Regions from separate parts of the Homo sapiens genome. Here region 2 is linked to region 1. A link is a loop called in an ENCODE intact Hi-C map of the cell type or tissue named here. Cell type or tissue: PC-3. All regions are shown on one strand. Each heading gives the region's core, and the rest is flanking DNA. Links, peaks and the distances in the headings are about the cores only. Region 1 overlaps TNFSF8 (TNF superfamily member 8). Region 2 has its middle 62 kb from the start of TEX48.

Evidence for each region. Hi-C counts contacts between places; a loop is a spot of excess contacts. Peaks named below come from ENCODE experiments on the same cell type or tissue, not always from the same donor. Only the 100,000 strongest peaks of a DNase experiment are listed, where the experiment ranks them.
Region 2: a loop joins it to region 1, with 7 times the contacts of the local background. A loop is called at or near these places in 101 of 110 quality-filtered maps.

The regions. Positions count from the first base shown.
Region 1 is chr9:114,903,601-114,911,884 of GRCh38, reverse strand. TNFSF8 (TNF superfamily member 8) reads left to right here. Exons shown (of 4, transcript NM_001244.4): 3 at 5,986-6,057; 4 at 7,560-8,284. The coding sequence ends at 7,954. Among named protein-coding and RNA genes, the nearest start is that of TNFSF8, 23 kb to the left of the region's middle. RefSeq lists enhancers at 3,295-3,916, 3,917-4,539. In PC-3, for the core only: CTCF peaks have their summits at 285, 489 (motif pointing right) and 4,710 (motif pointing right); DNase peaks (open chromatin) are centred at 514, 2,824, 3,574 and 4,744; H3K4me3 peaks cover 906 bases; H3K27ac peaks cover 3,513 bases.
Region 2 is chr9:114,739,894-114,748,232 of GRCh38, reverse strand. No RefSeq gene overlaps it. Among named protein-coding and RNA genes, the nearest start is that of TEX48, 62 kb to the right of the region's middle. In PC-3, for the core only: no CTCF peak of the experiment used is centred there; a DNase peak (open chromatin) is centred at 2,572; H3K27ac peaks cover 1,241 bases.

The sequences.
Region 1 (8,284 bases), core at 285-8,284:
CAGTAATGTCAATTCAACCTGTGTTTAGTATAAATGAATTCCAAGGAAATGCCCATAGTGTCAGACAGGTTTACTAACTGTTGCAGATACACTGCAACAAGTCAGGACTGAAAAGACCTTAACATCCCAAGGAAAGTAGGTGGGGCAGGGGGCGGGGGGAGGCAGGATTTAAATTATTTAAAGGAATTCCAACTTGACCTTAATTTATATTTACTGATCACTTCCTATGTGCTCAGTCAGCACTAAGTGTGTTCATATGGGCATTCTCCAAATCCTTTTGGAAATCAGGGTCACCTAGTGGTCCTTTGTTTAACAAATGGTCCATCCTGCAGTTTATCTCTCTATTACTAGTTGGCTTAGTGATATCAAGGAATTGGTCAAAAGCCTCAATTACTTTTGCACCAACCTAATAGTTGAAATGACCCTTGCTCAGGTTAAGGACTCACTTTGAATCCAAATTTTATCCAGAGGGGAGAGACTGTCCTCTAGATGTCACTGTTGGGACTCTCCTGGATATTGTCCCTGAAGCCTGGAATGAAGAAGCCAGGGCATGGCAGATGCAGAGTCATTAGGATAATCCCTTTCCTTCTTGGAAGGATTAAAACATTTTTCAACAAATGTAAAGAGGATTCAGCACACATTCCTGGAAGCATCAGATAGCCTTAAACACTTAGGTACTTAATTGAGAAGCTCCCGTCCATCAAATAATGTCATGAGCTTCATTTTAATGAGCATTTCATCTGCCAATTCACTCTGCTAAGTGGCATTGCTAAACTGTGCCACTATAACAACAAAGAAAAGAGGAGTAAGGCAGAAAGAATCTACTTTACTGAGTGTCTCCTCTAGCCACAGGCCACACTGATCACTTGACATCCACGGTCTCATTGCATCTTCATGACATCCATACATTTAGGTTGATTGTTTTAATTCTCACTTAATGGATGTGGCAGCTGAGGCTCAGTAAGGGGAAATGACAGATCCAGAGCTAAAAGCTATGACCAGAATTCAGGTGCTCTTTTTGCGATGCATCGTGTCTTCCTTGTTCTTATATCAAAGGTGCTGTACATCTGGAAGGTACCTGGCACTCAAACCACATACCATCTGGCCGGGATGGTTGGCTTGGTCTGTTTTGCCATGGTAGAGCCGCCTTGAGCATATTTGCATCTTTATGTGCCCATGACTTGTAACTTGGCAGTGTTCAGCACATGGGCCTGAAGTCATCTGCTGGCATTCTCCCACAAGATGGAACCCAGGAGCTCATTAGTGCTTGTTTTCCCAGCACCTCCAGCTGTCTTGTCAGTTTTCAGTTCCAGTGTCTGTAGTGGCTGCAAACCCACTTCTTCCTGCATTTAACCCTTCCTATTCCACAGGAATACTGAAAGTCAGAGAAGAGCCCTGGATTAGAAGTCAGAAGCCCTGTGTTCTGAACCCAGCTCCACCATTTACCTACTGTGGAGTCTTGGGCCAGACCCTAGTCTCTCTGGGTAGTCTCGCCACTCCTAAAACTAGGATCTCTGTTAGCATGGCATTTAGTGACCCTTTCTGTCTAATATTGTGAAATCTCAAGGTGAGAGCTAGTCTTAAGGTTTCCATAATCTTGACCTTCTAGAATATGCTCCTTTCACCACCTCGAGCAACCTCTCTTTCTATCTCTCTCCTCTGTGTGAAACTGGCCAGGAGGGTTTTGTTGGCACATCTTTCTCTTCAGCCTCTCAAACAAAACCACAGAAAGTCCCATGATCCTTCTAGAAGAGGCTAAAGCTTGGAAAGATGATTTACAAAGCTGATGCATCTGAAAGCTTTGGTCCTCAGGGAAGTTCAGGCAGTGCTAGGGTTGTCTGAAAGATAGACTGCCCTACAGAAAGAGTAAGGAGCCCTGGTCTCTGGTCCTGTCTCTCTCACTAACTCTCTGGATGACCTAGGATCAGCCTGCCATAGGGGCAACATTGAGGAGCACATGGGTTATGTGTTCACCAAGCCTGAACCAGGCCATCTCAGGGAACTTTCATTTCTCCAAACTATGCAAATCCTTACAGAACCAGACTATTCATAACTTAGATTGTCCTCAGAGCTAAAATATTCTGTTCTACTACTGCAGGTGTCTGAAAACCTGAATGTGTGAAGACACAGTCTCCTACCTTGGGTAATGCAACATGCCCATAAAGATAGACAGGTGCAGCTGGGACCGACTCCCCATCCCAAACCTTCCCACCCCCACCACCAGCAGGTCTGATAGGGGATGGCTGAGTCTATACAGCCTGCTGAAATAAGCTAGGTAGGCCCTTTAAGACAGATCATCAAATCCACACTGCTCTTCATCTATTATGTTGGTGCAGAAGTAATTGCAGTTTTTGTTATTGCTTTTAATGCCAAAACCACAATTACTTTTGCACAAACCTAATAGGGACACTAGAGCCCAGAGAGGAGAAATCCCAGGATTCTAACTCCCAGGTCATCAACTCAGCCGTGACTTGCAGACAGTTCTCACTTCCCCCACTCTGATGCTCTGTTCTTCAAACTAAACCTCTCCAGGCATCACTTTTTGCTCCCTCTGCTCCCAGCCTTCAGAATTCCAGGGACATTGCAGAATTTCAGCTGCATGTAATGCCACTATTTATAAGTCACGTTTTTCTGTCTTCCTAACCAAAAAAGAAAGTTATATCATAGACTCACAGGGTGATGAGAAGACTCAGGCCACACGGCTGATGACCCATGAAATGTTCATCTAGCTCTTGATAAGAGCCTCATGACCTCCAAAGCAGCCCACCTCTTTTTTGAGCAGCACTGACTGGTCAACTCTGTGAGCTGCCAGCACTGTGACTCACAGTGTGACATAGGTGTTTTTAGTGTACGTCTTTCCATTGCTGCATCTGAGAAATGGGGATTAGAGCAGTGTTAGCTCTTAGCTGAGGGCTTCATCTCCTTCCTCTTCCACTTGGAGGTTTAGTGCTTGGGCCCCACGGTGTGCCGACAGCCTCATCAAGCATTAAAGGACAGAGGCTGTGCCCTTCTCTGGGGTCTTCTCCAAGTTTAACAGCCCATTCCCTCAATAGCTCCTCTAGTGTCCTGCTTTTAGCCCCTTTCTGAACCAGCTCTGGCAACATCATTCCTAAAAGGGCTGCCTGTGTTTTTCCCTTTAGCTAGAAACCATCTAAATGATTTTTAAAGAAAAACTAAAATATACCATGCCATTTGACTTCAGGAAATGCAAATGTTTCAAAATAAGGTGTTTTTTTTTTCCATCCTCGGGTTTCTCAGAATTACAACTGAGGTCAACCCAAAGGGGAAAAAACAACAAAAGAACCAGAACGTGTGAGAGGCAAGCCTGGGCTTGCACTTCTCCAGCCACCTGTTTACAGAGGCTCACCTGCCATAAGGGGTAAGGAGAACAGTGTAAGAGGGCTTTCGGCCAATGAGCAGAGCCTGTTCTTGATGTTTTGTGCTGGCCTCAGCCCAAGGCATGAATCTTATCTTCCCATCTAATCTAGCCTGACCTGCAATGCCAGTGGGAGAATGAGGCCCTGTGTTATTCTAGCCCTCAGGCAAAAGGCAAGCCAAGCGTCCTGATTCACCTCACTGTTGTCCTAAGTACTTACTCTGTATCCACAGAGGGAAACAAGAAAGATGAACTAGGTGATTCAATTCAACAAATATTTACAGAGCATCTGCTAGACTGGGCAGTGGGGGTTTATAAACAGGAGTCTCTGCCCTGAGGGTTCACTGTCTGATAGAATGGGCAAATAGGCAAAGGAAGTATCCTGGAGGAGCTGACTGCTAGGCTGTGTTTCAAACAAGGAAAAACTTGCCTGGTGAAGGAGGCAGTCCAGGTAGAGAGCCCAGCAAGTGCCAAGGTGTAATGATAAATCAACATTCCTAAATGGTATGTTTAGGGGGACTGCAAAGCCCCAAACTCCCGGACAGCAGTCAGGAATCCATTCGGGCAGCGGTCAGGCAGCCTGAGTTTGGATCTCTACTCCACCCCTGACTACCTGTGTGAATGTGAACAAGTCAGTTAACCTTTAAAAGGGTCCATTTCCTTATGTACAAGATAGACTTAATTATGGTACCTCTCTTATCGTGTTATTGTGAGAATTAAATGAAATAATGCATGTAGCATACTTAGCAGAGTACCTGGAAAATGGCTATCACTCAACATGTATTAGTTATGACCATTCATATTATTATCACTGTTCCTCCTCGTTATTATTACTATTGGAACATAAAGGGAAAGGGGAGGAGGGAAGGTGAGGGGTGAGACCAGAGAGTTCAGTAGGAGTCAGAACAATGGGGACCATGAAAGCCATGCTGAGGAGCTTGGGCCTGATCCTGCAGGCGAAAGGAGTCAGAAAGGGCTTCCATGCAAACAGACAGCCAGGTCTGTCTCCCTGGCTTGATGTTCTGCAGCTTAGAGTAGGAGGCTACGCCAGGAGGACTCTCTAACCATAGTCACAGTCCATTAGGAGCATAAGCAGCCATTAGTGTTGGGGTTCTGACTACAAACCCCAAGAGTGTGGGCTGTGGGCTGCAACAGGCAGGACCAGAGCACTGATCAGAGGATGCATGAGGATGAAACCAAGGGGATGACAGCTGACCCACTGGCTCTCACCACCAAGAGAGCTTTGGACCAGAAGCTCTATGTGGATGCAGCAGATAAGGAGGAAAACTGCCCCTGCTTCTGCCCGGAGTGCCTCTCGCAGTGAGCTTGTTCAGACAGCAGAGGGAACTCTTCATTTAACTTTCAACCACTCCAAAGCCCCCATGAAGCTATGAGGATGGCCAGGAGGGACTTTCTCAGGGCTGGGCAGAGACTGCAATGGGAAAGGTTGTGAGCCCAGCAGGTACTACTCGGCAATGCAGTGAGCAAATATCCCAGGGTGTGGCTGCTCCATTGAATGGGCCGTTGGCTGCCTACCGTCTGATGGATGGACTACATGGTCATCTCTGGTGACATCTTTGAGAAGATGTCCATGTCAGGTCAAAGATTGTCCAGTTTTACACATGGGGAAACCAAGGATCAAAGAAGAGATTAGCTCTGAATAAGTTGAATTCAAGTGTCATTGCAGGAAATGTATAACTTGAATCTTTGCATACAAAATATTAAGTAGTTACTGTAATAAAAAAAAGCTAAGCCACCATCACTAGTGAATATATGAAAAATATTTTTATTTCTTAAATACCATAATAACATAATATTATGTTTGCCTCTGCCAAGGAAGCTCCAAATAGCAGGACTTCTGTTAAGATTTCTTTAACCCTGTGTCCTCTTAAAATTGAACACCAAGATGTTTTTATCTTCGTTGTCTAGCAAAATAGCCTAGAACAGGAAACCTGGCCTCTGGAATTAGCCATGGGCAATTCCAGCATTTACACAAACTTGTCTGAACTTAGGCGATGGTATTGACCACCTCTAGGCATCAAAGTTAACCCTGCAGGATTAGTCTGAGAACTAGATTAGCTGATATATTACCCAGCTGTAAAAGTACCCAGACTAGTTTCTGGTGTGTGGTAGATAAGTTGACAGTATTTACTATCAGTATTATCATTCTCACTACCACTGCCTGGCAAGGCACCACGAAACAATGTATTTCACCTGCGTGGCCCCCAGATTTTTTTCCCATCTGTAAAAGGGGCTTAATAATACCCCTCTCACAGAGTTGCTGCAAAGATTAAGGAGATGAAATACGTATAGTGCCAAAAAATGGCCCCTGACACATTATAGGAATGGATGTCATATTTGTTTCCTTCCCTGATTTCCACAGTCTTCCATAAAAGTCCAAGTGGAAGCAATCAATAAAAATAAATTTAAAAAATTAAAATCCTAAAATACCTGATGGCAAAATGAGAAATAAAGAGCTTTTCTCCTTATTCTGAAAATGGAAAACAGAACGGTAATTGTCTCCATCAAAGTGTTGTAGAAAAAGATCAGGTATTTCCAGATCCCAAAACGGCAAAAGACATTTTAATGCATCGTCTCCTTATTTTTAGGAAATTGCTCAGAAGACCTCTTATGTATCCTGAAAAGGGCTCCATTCAAGAAGTCATGGGCCTACCTCCAAGGTCAGTAACCAAGCCCAGGAAACCTAAACATATGAAAACCGCTTCTGTGGCTTTTCAGCAACTTTTAAGCCAGAAGTCATAATTAGAGTCCCATGGCCAAATGTGACCTGCAGATGTGTACTGTTTAGTCTGCAGGAAATTTTTTTGTAATTTGAATTTGAATGTCTTAGCGGGGAGAGCGTCATTCTCCAAAGCTACAAGGCTTCTCTTTCCTCAGTCCCATTCACTCCTTTATGTTGCCTACCTGGCCTCTGTGGGCATTCATGGTCCCCACCACCACTGCCACCACCAGCCCCACCCCTCACCCCTCACCCCTCCTTATTCAGCTACCTACCAATTTCAGCAAAGTACACAGTCCTTTTCCTAATGCAAGGGAGGCAGGCACTTAATCTCTGCCTCTATGAAGTTATTCACAAGGGAACCATAAAATTGCCTTGTCCCCAGATTGACAGCTTAATGAACATGTCAGCACAGGGCCGATTTGCATATTGCAGTGTGCTTCAGGTAAGAGGCCCCTTACAAATGAAGCAATAAGAGGCACTTTAGACTGCAGAGTGAGAAAGAGATGGCCAAGATTCTCTGAATAGCCATCCTGCTCATTTTAAAAATTCAATTTTGCAGTTAGATTAGTTCTCACTCTTCAGTTGAATTGCAACGAGGTTTAAAGGGAAAGCATGGAAGCAATTAAAACTAGCATGCCAGCTTCCTGGCCCTGAAAGTCACCCTTACCAGTCAGTGCTAATTTTCACGTGTTAGGACTTAGAGACTCACCTTCCAACACAAACTTGTCAGCTTAGAGGGTCTGCTAATTCTCTGCTTTTCAATAAATCCCAGATGGCAAGAGCCCCTTAATAAGCACATGGGGGACCTGCACAATTATTTTTGGCTGCCCTTTGAAGGGAAAAAGGCATTCAAAAATTCAGACAATGAACCGTTAGAGGATACATCTTAATGTGAAAATTAATGGCGATTCTCCTGGACATCTTCAAACCTAAATTGGATATTAACTGAATAATATTATTGAATGTCCTACCTTGTACTTTCTGCAATGCCTATCAAACTCAATATTATTGAATTTCCTATCTCTGATACCTTTTGCAATGACCATTCATGATAAATGAACATAATAGTTCCAATCTTGTGGAGAACAGAGTCCAGGAGCTTATAGTCTGAAAAGGGAAAGTTCATCATATTCATCATAGAATAATATAATATGATAATGATTCAGTGGAAAACCATTCTATAGGAGGTAGAAGTAAAGTACCATGTGTGTTCTGAACCTCCAGCTTTCAGCATTGAAGAAAAGGAAGAGGGGTGGTTTTATACCTGTGCCTTGAGTAATAAGTAGACTCTAGAGGGAGTAACATGGAAGATATTCAGATGATTGGAACATTACAGAAAACATGGGTCTTGAATGGGAAACTTTGAACAAAGACTTAGAATTTTGCAATGCGTACCTACAATCTTCTCAATAATTCTGTTTTCTATACTTCTCTTTCTAGTGGCAAAGCATCTAAACAAAACCAAGTTGTCTTGGAACAAAGATGGCATTCTCCATGGAGTCAGATATCAGGATGGGAATCTGGTGATCCAATTCCCTGGTTTGTACTTCATCATTTGCCAACTGCAGTTTCTTGTACAATGCCCAAATAATTCTGTCGATCTGAAGTTGGAGCTTCTCATCAACAAGCATATCAAAAAACAGGCCCTGGTGACAGTGTGTGAGTCTGGAATGCAAACGAAACACGTATACCAGAATCTCTCTCAATTCTTGCTGGATTACCTGCAGGTCAACACCACCATATCAGTCAATGTGGATACATTCCAGTACATAGATACAAGCACCTTTCCTCTTGAGAATGTGTTGTCCATCTTCTTATACAGTAATTCAGACTGAACAGTTTCTCTTGGCCTTCAGGAAGAAAGCGCCTCTCTACCATACAGTATTTCATCCCTCCAAACACTTGGGCAAAAAGAAAACTTTAGACCAAGACAAACTACACAGGGTATTAAATAGTATACTTCTCCTTCTGTCTCTTGGAAAGATACAGCTCCAGGGTTAAAAAGAGAGTTTTTAGTGAAGTATCTTTCAGATAGCAGGCAGGGAAGCAATGTAGTGTGGTGGGCAGAGCCCCACACAGAATCAGAAGGGATGAATGGATGTCCCAGCCCAACCTCTAATTCACTGTATGGTCTTGATCTATTTCTTCTGTTTTGAGAGCCTCCA
Region 2 (8,339 bases), core at 95-8,094, 160 kb after region 1:
AAAGAGAGAATGCAATTGATGCAAATTTTACATTCTCCCTAGTGTATTTTATGAGGGCATTTTCCAAATCACTGTGTAGAAGACTAGAACCCAGACAGAAAGCAGCAGTCTCAGTGGGCCAAAGGGGTAGATGTTGGAATTCAGGGCTGCTGAAATGGTGAGAACTTGAGGGAGACAGGAAAATACAGAGAAAGACTCCTAAATTCTGCATATAATCCACACATGGCCAACTCCCAAAATGCTTAATCACAGGCCAAGACTCCAAGAAACCCAGCAGAAAAAGCAGCTTAAAAGCTAAAGGGACAAGAACAACCTTCAGCAACTCCAAGGTGTTAGGAGACTAAGGTTGAAATTCAAGCCCCGCCAAGGTGAAAGACCTTGGTAAATACCCTAGATTTTCAATTGAGTCTCCCAAAAGACCATCCATTAGAATAAATGACCATGCACTAACAGTAAAGGCTGTACGCTAGGGGTAAGAGAAACCTTGAAATAGACTGACTCTAATAAAGATTAAAATCAGGCTTTTGACAATTTCAAGGTGATCTGCCAGTGCTTTATCTGCCTTTCAGAAGAAAACTTAACGATCTTTGGAAAAAGATAACATCATGCAGAACCTCTACAATTTTTCATCCACTATATCTAGCATCTGTTCCAAAATTATGAGGTATGATGAAAATTTAAAATAGACAACCGAAACAGACTCAAAGATGATTCAGATAATCTCAGATTTATTAGATGGAGACTCTAAAATGACTATTTTAATATAGTCAAGAAAATAGAAGTTAGAATAGTGGGAAAGAAAGGAATTTCAAGAGAGTCAGAATTTATGAAAAAGAATCAAGTAGACTTTCTAGAACTGAAAAATATGTTTGAATTAAAACCATGGATACATTAACAGCAGACTAGACATAGGAGAAGACAAGTCAATAGAAAATATGCAAATAGAAGCATAGAAAGTAACAAGAATGGATGAAAAAAATTGGACCAGTGTCTAAGAGACAAGTGGAGCTCAGTCAATAAGCTAAGGCTTAAAGAGGATTAGTTTCCCAGAGGTCACAAAGCTAGCAAATGTCAGTCTGGGATTTGACATCAGGCACTCTGACTCCAGAGTTCACCCTCTTAGCTGTTGTACTATACCACCTCCTGATATTTAAACAGAAAAAAACAAACAAACAAAACAATCCCAAACAATGGATGCCAAAGGCTGTCAAAAGCAGTTTGAATAGATTTCCCTTTGCTGAATTCAAAATCAACACTTGTGAATTATTAGAACTATGACAAATAAAGAAAAGCACAGAAAAAGCCTTTTTAAAAGCTGAGCTGGCATCTAGATGCTCCTAGAGACACAAAGCCTGCATCCTCCCCTCTCTCTTGCAATCACCATCACTGTTCCACGACATCTGTTTGTATTCATTGCTAGCCACGGGAACATTTGTTTTATAGCAGGAGAAGGAGGAGTTTGGATAAAGGTCTGGAGAACAATTTTTTAAAACCAGATGGAATGGGATTGCATTGCCTTTCTTCCCCCAGTCTGGCCTCCTGAAGTGGGTTATTGTCTCTGTGGTTCATTCATTCAAACATTTATTGGATGCCTTCTCTGTGCCAAGCACAGTTCTAATGTCTGGGGATTCACCAGTAAAGAAAACAGAGAGGGAAACTTCAATTTGCCAATTAACAGTTATCTCAGTAATTTCCATGTGCAATAGTCTCTTTCATCTCAGGTTCTTTTGGGTAAAGCCTCACCTTTTCTTTTTCTCTGTTCTGGGTGAGTAAGGAGACTGGTGTGGTGTCACTATGATATTAAAAGATGGGGCCTCTGATCTATGCTCTGGCCTCTGGGTCCTCACACATGACTGACAGATGCCAGGCCTGATATGGACCTGTGTTGTCCTCCCTGGGTGACTCAGCCCCGCCTCAGCTCTGGCTAGCCCTGAAGGTTCTGCTGGGCCTCAGTCACATACTCCACTGGGCCTATGAGAAGGGTACCCATGCTAAGCCTCTGCCACAATCTCCTCCCCAGGAAGAGTGCCCCCAGGATGGATGCAGGAATTGTCTGGATGCTTCTCACTCCATGGAGGAGCAGCCAGGACCAAGACTGCTCCCCGCCCAACAAGTGGTACCACATCTGGCTCTGCAGCTCTGCCTCTGTGCTTCTGAAAGTGCTGCCTCTTCTCTGCACCACCCTCCTCTCCCTAATTGACATGAGTGACCCAGCAAAGAAGCATCCTCCAGCGACCCAGCACAAACCTCCTCTGCTTGGGTGCTCCCTTCATCTTGAGGAAGGCCTCCCCTTCCAGATATTAGTCCAGACAAGCAGGGTCAGAATGGGACACACACATCTGAGTCTTTGCATCCTCTGACCCTCACCCTAACAAGGTTTTCCCCTTCCTCTCCCAGCCCAATCAGAACATCTCTAATGTGACATCCGCCTTGCTCCTCATGGTCTTGTTGTCTCAGTAGAGGAGAATCCTCTTTACATGGCACAGGAGGCTCTGTGGTCTAAGTTGGCTGAATTTGACTATTTACATAGGAGCTACTGGACCACTAGGAAGCGAGAGTAATCGCTGACAAAAATACATGGTTTAGTCACCAAAAAATAACATTCCTCTACTCCACCCATCTCCAAAAAACATAATTGTACACAGTTCAAATGGCTTAGATCCAAAGCAGGCAATAACGAATGTTGGCAAGGACGTGGAGAAAAGGGAACCCTTGTACACTGTTAGTGGGAATGTAAATTAGTACAACCACTATGGAGAACAGTTCAGAGGTTCCTCAAAAAAACTAAAAATAGAGCTACTGTATGTTCCAGCTGTCTCACTGCTGGGTATATACCCAAAGAAAGGAAATCAGGATATCGAAGTGATATTTGCCCTCCCATGTTTGTTACAGCACCATTCACAATAGCCAAGATTTGTAAGCAAGCCAAGAGTCCATCAACAGATGAATGGATAAAGACAATGTGGCACATATACACAATGGAGTATATTCAGCCATTAAAAAAGAATGAGATTCTGTCATTTGCAACAACATGGATGGAATTGGAGGTCATTATGTTAAGTTAAATAAGCCAGCAGGGAAAGATAAATGTCACATGTTCTCACTTACTTGTGGGATCTAAAATCAAAACAATTGAATTCATGGACATAGAGAGTAGAAGGATGGTTACCAGAGGCTGGGAAGGGTAGTGGAGGTTGGGGGGAAAGTGAGGATAATTAATGGGTACAAAAAAATATAGAATAAATAAGACCTACTGTTTGATAGTACAACAGGGTGACTATAGTCAATGATAACTTAATTGTACATTTTAAAATAACTAAAAGGGTATAATTGGATTGTTTGTAACACAAAGGATAAATGCTTCAGGGGATGGATACTCTATTCTCCAAGATGTGATTATTATGCATTGCATGCCTATATCAAAACATTTCATGTACCTCATAAATCTATATACCTAGTATGAACCCACAAAATTTAAAATTTAAAAAAGATAATTTTTATAGTGATTCATTCCATAAAAATATCTTAAAGGTTGTGTCATAGAGAGGGATTGGTTGGAGATGAAGTGCTATTTTAATTTAGTGATCTGAAATGACATCTCATTATCCTAGGCAAACTAACACAGAAGCAGAAAACCAAATGCCACATATTCTCACTTGTAAGTGGGAGCTAAACATTGGGTACACATGGATACAAAGATGGGAAAGATAGACAGTGGAGACCATAAGAGGGAGGAGGAATAAAGGGAAGCAAAGGCTGAGAAACTACCTCTCGGGTACTATGCTTATACCTGGGTGACAGGATCAATCTACCCCAAACCTGCCCATGTAACAATATACCCATGTAACAAACCTGCACATGTACCCCTGAAACTAAAATAAAAGTTGAAGGCCAGGAACGGTGGCTCACACCTGTAATCCCAGCACTTTGGGAAGCCAAGGCGGGCAGATCACTTGAGGCCAGGATTTAGAGACCAGCCATGGCCAACATGGTGAGACCCTATCTCTACCAAAAATACAAAAAAAAAAAAATTAGCCTGGCGTGGTGGTGCTCACCCGTAATCCCAGCTACTCTGGAGGCTGAGGCACAAGAATTGCTTGAACCTAGGAGACGTAAGTTGCAGTGAGCCAAGATTGCACCACTACACCCCAGCCTGGGCGATAGAGTGAGACTGTCTCAAAAATAAAATAAAATAATAATAATAATAAATAAAATAAAGGTTGAAGAAAAAAGAAAAAAAAAGAAATGGCCTCTCATGCTAAAAAGTAAGAAAATGCTCAAAAGACAAAATGATGGGATTATTTCCAAGGGACCCAGTAGCCAATTAAAAGATCATCCAATGGCCAAAGCTGGAACCATTTGAGCAACCAAATCAATAAGATAGTATTGGATTATGGCCCAAAGTATAAAATAAATATCCATGAGTCTGTGTTGATATAAACAAAAAAGAGTGACTAAGTTAACAAAAGGAGAAGAGACAAATCTGCTATACCAAAAAAAATACCAAATAGTTTATGCAGATACCATACCCTCCAGGAGCTGGAGTGCAGTGGCACAATCATAGCTCACCACAGCCTTGACTTGCCAGGCTCAAGCAATTCTACCTCAGCCCCACAAGCAGCTGGGACCACAGGCATGCACTGCCATGCCTGGCTAATTTTTTCAAAAATTTCTTGTAGAGACAGTGTCTCACTATGTTGCCCAGGCTGGTCTTGAACTTCTGAGCTCAAGCGATCCTCCCGCCTCAGCCTCCCAAAACGCTGGGATTTACAGGCATAAGCCACTGCTCCCCACCTAGTATTAATAATTGTAATGATAATCCAAAGAAATATTTTAATACTTTTAAAATCTTAAAGCCACATGAAGTTAAAATTTATATTTCTATATATATTGTTGTGGCGGAAAGGTATAAGGTGGTCAATTCAAAAAACTTTCAAACAGAAAAATATATACTATATTAGGAAAAAGTCTGTAGAAGAAGTAGAATGAGAAAAAAGAAAAATAGAGATTTGCCAACAGTTTGAGTTATGTTTTAGGTGGAGGATGGTGGCTATTACATCACAATGGTATTTACATTCCATTGGGTGTATTTTAAGAGATGATGCAACAGCTTTATTTTTTATGTCAATATTTACAATGGGCCAGAAGTTGTATTCTTCATATTCATGTACACCTGTGATTTTAAAAAAAAATCAGGAACAATTTAAAGAAGTACAAAATGGTAGATAATTTTTCAAAATTTTTTTTTTTTTTTTTTTTTTTTGAGACAGTCTTGCTCTGTCGCCCAGGCTGGAGTGCAGTGACCTGATATGGGCTCACTGCAACCTCTGCCTCCTGGGTTCAAGCAACTATCATGCCTCAGCCTCCATAGTAGCTGGGACTACAGGTGCATGCCACCATGCCTGGCTAATTTTTGTATCTTAAGTAGAGACAGGGTTTCACCATGTTGGCCAGGCTGGTCTCAAAGTCCTGACCCCGGCCCCCCAAAGTTCTGGGATTACAGTCATGAGCCACCATGACCAGACTCAAAATCCTTTTCAGGAACATGTGAGCAAGGTTTTTTGAAGACCATAGGCCTATCCAATGCCCATTCTCTCTCATTTCTTTCTGTTCCTTATGCCAAAGCTGTAGGCAATGTGTCCAGCTAAAGATCTACCTTTCCAAGTCTCTTTGCAGATACATATTATCAAGGTCTGGCCAATAAGCTGTGCACGTTGCCATTCCTCTCTTCCATATTGAATGTGAACACAATAGCTGTAGCTCTAGCAGACAGCTTGAACTTGCACGAAGAATAGCAATAGTGAAAACACAGAAGGAACCTGAGTTCTAAATAACTTTGTGACCCAAACTACCTACCTCCAGATTTTGTTTAGGTAGAAAAGGGCAAATCCATTTATGTTTAAGTTACTGTTATTTAGGATTTTCTGTTACACATGGCCAAATCTAATCCTGACCAATAGAGTGGCTGTAGCATACATTATATAATCAATCAGATGTTGAACATTTAGATTATTGCCAGATTTTGCTGTTTATTATACATCACACTGTGATCCTTATTTGATGTATCTTCATACACATTCAGAGTTATTTTTCCAGGAGATAATCTAAGAAGTAAATTCTGGGTCAAGAATGTTTTGATACATATTGCAAATTTTTTCCTTCACAAAAGCTAATTTATATTTATGTCAATAGTGTATGAGACGGTGGAATTCCACATTCTTTCATCGTCATTGGGCAGTCTTTTTTTTCTAAATATTTGCAAATCGATAAGGAAAAAAGGTTTGTTTGTATTTTTTGATAACTAATATAGTTAAACTTTTTTCTATTTATCTGCCATTGGATAAAATTGTCATTTTATCTTTATTGTTTAAAAAAAATTAAGAAAAAGAGCCAAAAGTGTTTTTTACTTTAAATTTTATTTTTTTATTTCATTTTTCCATAAGTTATTGGAGTACAGGTGGTATTTGGTTACAAGAGTAAGTTCTTTCATGGTGATTTGTGAGATTTTGGTGCACCCATCAGCCAGGCAGTACACACTGCACCCTATTTGTAGTCTTTTATCCCTCACCCCCTTCCCACTCTTCCCCCTAAGTCCTCAGAGTCCATTGTATCATTCTTATGCCTTTGTGTCCTCATAGCTTAGCTCCCACATATCAGTAAGAACATACGATGTTTGGTTTTCCATTCCTGAGTTACTTCACTTGGAATAATAGTCTCCAGTCTCATCCAGGTCACTGCAAATGCAGTGGCCTTTTTTCATTTCTTTTTATGACTGAGTAGTATTCCATCATCTATATATACCACAGTTTCTTTATCAACTTGTTGATTGATGGGCATTTGAGTTGGTTCCACGATTTTGCAATCATGAATTGTGCTGCTATAAACATGCATGTGCAAGTATCTTTTCCAAATAATGACTTCTTTTCCTCTGGGTCGATACCCAGTAGTGGGATTGCTGGATCAAATGGTAGTTCCACTTTTAGTTCTTCAAGGAATCTCCACAGTGTTTTCCATAGAGGCTGTACTAGCTTACATTCCCATCAGCAGTGCACAAGTGTCCCCTGATCACCGCATCCATGCCAACATCTACTGTTTTTTGCTTTTTTTATTATGGCCATTCTTGCAGGAGTAAGGTGGTATCGCATTGTGGTTTTGATTTGCATTTCTCTGATCATTAGTGATGTTGTGCATTTTTTCATATGTTCGTTGGCCATTTGTATATCTTGACAGTTGTCTATTCATGTCCTTAGCCCACTTTTTGATGGGATTGTCTGTTTTTTTCTTACTGATTTGAGTTTGTTGTAGATTCTGGATATTAGTCCTTTGTGAGATGCGCAGATTGTGAAGATTTTCTCCCATTCTGTGGGTTTTCTGTTTAGTCTGCTGACTGTTCCTTTTGCCTTGCAAAAGCTCTTTAGTTTAATTAGGTCCCAACTATTTATCTTTGTTTTTATTGCATTTGCTTGCAGGTTCTTGGTCACAAAATCCTTGCCTAAGCCAGTGTCTAGGAGGGTTTTTCCAATGTTATCTTCTAGAATTTTTATAGTTCCAGGTCTTAGGTTTAAATTCTTAATCCATCTTGAGTTGATTTTTGTATAAGATGAGGATCCAATTTCATTCTTCTACATGTGGCTAGCCAAGAGCGAAAAGTATTTTTGTTTCAGATTATTTGAAGGTTGGAGAACTACAAGTGAAGCTACCTCTAGGATCTCTGTTTATATAAAGCTTCATGGCAACAGAGAAGTTGTCTATCTTACACTGTGTCCATTTACTGGCAAGTAGTAGGCAACTCATTGAACATTTGTTGAATGCATGAAAGCCATTATCTTATTACAGTATATGACTTTGGGCAAGTAGTTTTCTAATCAGTTTCCCAGTTCATAAACTAACAAGATTGAATAAATCTATGTCATGGTCTCTTCCAAGTCCAACAATTTTTTATTCAAAGAGAGATCCAAGTAATGCCCACAAAGCATCATATGGGAAAGACTCCCTTCCTTTGCAGCTATTTCTACTGATCAGAAGAACCAGAGGCAAAAAATAATAATAGAAAATTAGAATTTAACATTCCTTTGTGCTCCTCTTCTTCCAAATTACTAGACAATAAAAGAGTTACAAAGGCAGTAAGAAACACAGAGAAAGTCCCTCCTCCCTTGAATTTGCCCTTTGGGGACTAGTGGTGGTTCCTAGTTTCAACCCAAAGTCCATATTCTCTTGTTCTGTTGGAGCCTAGATTTTGAAGTCAGAGAGAGGTGGGTTTCATTGAGCAAGTCATCAAACTCCCCAAGCCTGCATTCCTTATATATAAATTAGGGATAACCATACCCATCCCATAGGAT